Regions from separate parts of the Homo sapiens genome. Here region 2 is linked to region 1. The links are chromatin contacts, found by Hi-C or POLR2A ChIA-PET in ENCODE. All regions are on one chromosome and are shown on one strand. Each heading gives the region's core, a stretch centred on a gene start or an enhancer-like site at or near the end of the contact. The rest is flanking DNA. Distances are from core to core; before and after follow the strand shown.

Evidence for each region. Hi-C counts contacts between places; a loop is a spot of excess contacts on that map. ChIA-PET counts read pairs that join two places held with the same protein, here RNA polymerase II (POLR2A). Pooled maps may share reads with other maps.
Region 2: a map of Calu3 shows a loop between it and region 1 (2.8-fold over the local background). The contact joins the enhancer-like site here to the promoter of MCL1 in region 1. A Hi-C loop is called at or near these places in 2 of 168 maps with a recorded cell type or tissue (Calu3 and PC-9) and 4 of 50 pooled maps. POLR2A ChIA-PET finds 5 or more read pairs at or near these places in 18 of 52 experiments (BJ, CD4-positive, alpha-beta T cell, GM10248 and 12 more).

The regions. Positions count from the first base shown.
Region 1 is chr1:150,578,153-150,581,013 of GRCh38, forward strand. MCL1 (MCL1 apoptosis regulator, BCL2 family member) reads right to left here and starts at 1,458. Exons shown (of 3, transcript NM_021960.5): 1 at 691-1,458; 2 at 92-339. The coding sequence starts at 1,378. It overlaps LOC107985203 (a long non-coding RNA gene), which reads left to right and starts at 1,678. Exons shown (of 3, transcript NR_186818.1): 1 at 1,678-2,067. RefSeq lists enhancers at 1-915, 1-594, 595-1,312, 1,361-1,655 and silencers at 1,229-1,358, 1,429-1,768.
Region 2 is chr1:150,666,343-150,669,287 of GRCh38, forward strand. The region is part of intron 2 of GOLPH3L (golgi phosphoprotein 3 like); the gene reads right to left. Among named protein-coding and RNA genes, the nearest start is that of GOLPH3L, 29 kb to the right of the region's middle. Within about 2 kb of position 1,334, at least 6 of the 41 ENCODE cell types and tissues checked have a DNase peak (open chromatin) inside an H3K27ac peak, as active enhancers do.

The DNA.
Region 1 (2,861 bases), core at 208-2,707:
ATAAAAACCTTTAGATATCCCCACCTCTCTAAAAAAAATCCTTCATTCTACTTCCACTCCAAGGCCCCTTTCATCCTTAAGGCAAACTTACCCAGCCTCTTTGTTTAACTAGCCAGTCCCGTTTTGTCCTTACGAGAACGTCTGTGATACTTTCTGCTAATGGTTCGATGCAGCTTTCTTGGTTTATGGTCTTCAAGTGTTTAGCCACAAAGGCACCAAAAGAAATGAGAGTCACAATCCTGCCCCAGTTTGTTACGCCGTCGCTGAAAACATGGATCATCACTCGAGACAACGATTTCACATCGTCTTCGTTTTTGATGTCCAGTTTCCGAAGCATGCCTGAGAAAGAAAAGCATGCAGGTCCTCACGGCCTCCTTTGTCTAAACCGGCGCAAGATTCGCCTGCCCACCCGCGGCGGGAAAATCGCTACTGGGATTTACAGAACTCAGGTTGACCCCACTTGAAATTGACATCCCACCCTTTCCGGTCTTTGAACAAGAGCTGCCATTTCCAAAAGAATCAAGATGGGCGGAAACAATGACTCATGGCCAGAATATTCTGGCTTCAGGAATAGGATGAGACACGTTTCAACACTGACTCGTTTCGGTTTCCAACCCACCCTTGGCGGGTGAGTCCGGGGAGAGATGGAAAAAAGGGAGTGAGGCCTTGGCGATTAATGAACCCCCTTACCTTGGAAGGCCGTCTCGTGGTTGCGCTGCACGCCATCCCCAACCCGTCGTAAGGTCTCCAGCGCCTTCCTGCTGGTGGCCCCAGACCTGCCCATTGGCTTTGTGTCCTTGGCGCCGGTGGCCTGCTCCCGAAGGTACCGAGAGATAATCTCCAGCGACTGCCGGTACAACTCGTCCTCCTCCTCCTCTGCTGGCGGCGGCGTCGAGGGTAGTGACCCGTCCGTACTGGTGTTATTACCAGATTCCCCGACCAACTCCAGCAGCGGCAGGACAGCCGGCCGCTTCCCGAGAGGCTCCGGCTCGTACCCGTCCAGCTCCTCTTCGGGCGACATGATGGCGTCAGCGGCCGGGGCTTCCATCTCCTCAAGCGGCGCCGCGCGGCGGGTGGGCGCGAAGAAAAGCAGCCTCGCGGGGGTCGCGGTGACGTCGGGGACCTCGGCGCCAATGGGCGGCGGCCGCGCGACCCTCCGGGAGTCTGGCGTGAGGGTGGACGGGGGGCTTGCGCCGGCGCTTCCGCCAATCACCGCGCCGGCCTCCCCTCCCCCTATCTCTCGCCGGGCCGAGGCCTCCTTCTCCGTAGCCAAAAGTCGCCCTCCCGGGCGGGTGGCGCCGCCGCTGCCGGCCCCCAAGCCGGCCCCCCCACAGTAGAGGTTGAGTCCGATTACCGCGTTTCTTTTGAGGCCAAACATTGCCAGTCGCCGCCGCCGCCTGGCTGAGAAAACTGGGGAAGACCCCGACTCCTTACTGGAAGGAAGCGGAAGTGAGAAGTGGCGAGCAGCTCCTTTATCACGGTTTTAGGGCGGCCAGTCCTACGGGGTGGCGCCAGCGAACTCTTTTTTTTTAAAAAAAGTATTCCCATAAAAGGGGAAAGGGGCGGCAGCTTCCGGAGGGTTGCGCACGGCACCTACCAGCTGCCCGGCCGGGCCGGGGCGGGGCCGGGGCCGGGGCCGGGGCCGGGGCCTGAGCCGGGGCCTGAGCGGGGCCTTCCGGTCTTCGGAGGCTCTGAGTGCCGGTTACGTAACGGCGGCTCCGAGCGCCTGGGGTCCTCCCAGAGCTCCTGGGCTCGAGCTCTTTCCATGAGCACCTCGGGCCTTCTCGTGGCTACCTCTGTGCTTCCCTGAGACCTGATTTGTGAGCCCTTTTTGCTGGTTTTCGCCAGAGGTTTTTTACCAAATCAAAATTTCAACCATTGACTAACACAGGGGTTGAAGGAAGAGGACGGGGAAGTTCAGTGATGGATGGGAACAACAGTCTTAGATGATAGGGATAATTAAGAGGGCATAGTTGGGGACTTGTGGTTATTTTGCACAGCTCTCTACTCTCAGTCCAATGTTTGGAAATGAGGATGCTCCACGTGCTACCCTAAAGAACCATTTATGTAAGTGGACTAAGCTAAAACTGCCACAGCTAAACTATTCCTGCCTCCCTGCTTGCTTCTCCCATCTCTGTTCCATAGTCTTTGGTGCTATTTACATATAGGCCTTAATCCATTAGAATCTCGTCTGAGAGTCTTGACACCATTTTTTGTTTGTTTTGAGACAGTCTAGCTCTGTTGCCCAGGCTGGAGTGCAGTGGGGCGATCTCGGCTCACTACAAGCTCCACTTCCCACGTTCAGACGATTCGGTACCTCAGCCTCCCGAGTAGCTGGGATTACAGGCGTGCGCCACCACATCTGGCTAGTTTTTGTATTTTTGGTAGAGATGGGGTTTTCACGATGTTGGCCAGGCTGGTCTCGAACTCATGGCCTCAAGTGACCTGCCTGTCTCGGCCTCCCAAAGTGCTGAGATTACAGCTGTGAGCCACCTCGCCCAGCTGATTATTGTATTTTTAGTAGAGATGTGTTTCATGCGCGTCTGTGTGAAGACACCACCAAACAGGCTTTGTGTGAGCAACATGGCTGTTTATTTCACCTGGGTGCAGGCGGGCTGAGTCCGAAAAGAGAGTCAGCAAAGGGTGATGGATTATCATTAGTTCTTACAGGTTTTGGGATAGGTGGTGAAGTTGAGAGCAATGTTTTGTGGGCAGGGGTGGATCTCACAAAGTACATTCTCAAGGGTGGGGAGAATTACAAAGAACCTTCTTAAGGGTGGGGGAGATTACAAAGTACATTGATCAGTTCGGGTGGGGCAGAAACAAATCACAATGGTGGAATGTCATCAGTTAAGGCTATT
Region 2 (2,945 bases), core at 84-2,583, 88 kb after region 1:
TTTGTTTGTTTGTTTGTTTCTGAGATGGAGTCTCACCTGTCACCCAGGCTGGAGTGCAATGGCACAATCTCGGCTCACTGCAACCTCCGTCTCCCAGGTTCAAGCAATTCTCCTGCCTCAGCCTCCCAAGTAGCTGGGATTACAGGTGCACCTCACCACGCCTGGCTAATTTTTTTGTGGAGATGGGGTTTTATCATGTTGGCCAGGCTGGTCTTGAACTCCTGACCTCAGGTGATCTGCCTGCCTCAGCCTCCCAAAGTGCTGGAATTACAAGCATGAGCCACCAGCCTGGCCTTTGGAGAGTTTTTAAAAAATATCCGGCTTCCTATTTACTAATTCAAACTAACCCTGAGATTTTGATTTCAACAATTTTTCATTAGTAGAAGTTTTATTTAGTTATTTTTCACATTTGTCTGGTGATTTGTGATTTTTTGTTTATTTTGTGATTATTTTATTTCTTTAAAAATGTCATATTTTTAGTCTGATTATTTTAATATGGGACAATATATGAGGTCCTTGATACCTGACAATATCTGAGGACTTTATTTGTCACTTCTTCCTTGTTTGTATGTTTGATGATCTTTGATTAAGAGGTTCACGTTTAACGTTTTGTGAATTTACGAGATTCTGGAGGCCTAAATTGAGGACATCTTCCTTCAGAGGGAAAGATCTGTTTCTGCCGAGAGCCAAGTACAGAGGGATTGTGGGAGTGCCACACAACTGGGAGCACATTTAAGCCTAGTTTCCCCACTTTACCTCAACCATCAAGTTTATTCCTGACCAACCAACTCCTGAATCTCAAGACTGATTTGGTAATTTGCCCCAGGGTAATTTGATCTTCATGTTATCTTTATTGCTCACCTCTTGGATTTTAATTTTGGTGTTTGGGGGCCCCTTGAAGATTATTTCTACTTTCCAAGACTCAATAATACATTAAAAATTAAGCTTATTCAAGACTTAATATCTGACCACCATACTGCCAGGGCTAGAGGACCTCTAATTCTATTTGTCCTGCTATAGCCAGGACAATCTTTAACATCAAGTGTAATGATATAACTCCCTCCCCTCATGCTTAAAAATCTTTCAAACATTCCTCTCAGCCTTCAGGATGGAATCCAAATGGCTAATGCAGGAGGATCGCTTGAGGCCAAGAGTTGGCCAGCCTTTGGGAACACAGCGAGACCTTGTCTGTAAAAACAAAACAAAACAAAACAAAAGTGGCTATTTACTAGTCTTTTCTTTTTTTTTCTTTCTTTTTTTTTTTTTTTTGAGACGGAGTCTCTCTCTGTCACCCAGGCTGGAGTGCAGTGGCGCAATCTCGGCTGACTGTAAGCTCCACCTGCCGGGTTCACGCCATTCTCCTGCCTCAGCCTCCGAGTAGCTGGGACTACAGGCGCCCGCCACCACACCCAGCTAAATTTTTTTATATTTTTGGTAGAGATGGGGTTTCACCGTGTTAGCTAGGATGGTCTTGATCTCCTGACCTCGTGACCCGCCTGCCTCGGCCTCCCAAAGTGCTGGGATTACAGGAGTGAGCCACCACGCCCGGCCCACTAGTCTTTTCTTTGGCCTCTTTCCCCTATTGGCCTTTGCACACACTGCTCTGTTGAAAAGAACCAATATTCTTCCTTCCAAAACTCCTCTTTGTAGTTAAGCGTTAAGTACAGGGGTCACATTTCCACATAACCTTCTCTAACATTGTTTACTTCTCCACTCCACCCTCTGGATTAGGTTCTGCACCTGGGTGTGCCCATACATACTTCTCTCATAACTTCTATTATATCATATTGCAAACAACTATTTCTCCTGACCAGACTACAAATTCCTTAAGGAGAGAATATCCCTTATGCCGCAAAAATATTTTTGAAAGCATAAATTTATGCTTAAAAGTAAATGTTAACCTGGCAAAAGTTCAGCTTGAGCCATAAAATATTCCTTAGACATCTCCAAATTTCCTGAGGGTCTGATCTTTGACTCAAGGTTGGGATTAGTTCCCTCCCCTGCCTGCCTCATGGCTACTCCAAGTCATATTTGTTTTTTTGGTTTTGTTTTTGTTTGGACACAGGGTATCGCTCTGTCGCCCAGGCTGGGGTGCAGTGGCATGATCTCATCTCACTGCAACCTCCACCTCCCTGGTTCAAGCAATCCTCTCACCTCAGCCTCCCAAGTAGTTGGGACTACAGGCGCGTGCCACCACACCCAGCTAATATTTGTATTTTTAGTAGAGATGGGGTTTTGCCATGTTGCCCAGGCTGGTCTCGAACTCCTCAGCTCAAGTGGTATGCCCACCTCAGCCTCCTGAAGTACTAAAATTACAGGTGTGAGCCACTGTGCCTGGCCCCAACTCATATTTGTGACTCCTCTTTAAGGAAGGGGTAGGCTTTTTTTTTAGGTTAACACTTGTTTTTTTTTATAGTTTAGCTACCTAATTAAAGTTAAACTATAACTTCCTTCAGAACACGTAATTATGTAGGCATTATTTATTCTCGTAATAAATCTTAACAGGTGTGCAAACATTTTAGCCAATATTAAAGCAACTGGAAGAAAGTTTTCTTTTGTTGTCTCATTTCCTCCTGACCATGTAACTTCTGTTTCAGTGACAGTGACATCAGATTGTCAACAAAACTATAAATGAGAAGCAGTATAAAGAAATGATGAAGATCAGGATAAAGAAACTACATTTTTGAATGTCACACTTTCCTATTGTAGCATCTCAAAACATACAAAACTTTCCAAACGAGTTTTTAACTTTTTTATTAAGAATATGCAATAATAGACAAAAGTATAAAAACATATATGTAGAGTTTTAAGAAAATAATTATAAAACAAACACCTGTATAACTACAAGAAAGAGACTGGATTTAGAAAAAGAAAATAACTGAGAAAAGAGAGAACATGATAGTAAATGTTCCCCTGTACTGTGGGTACATATGACCAATAAAGAT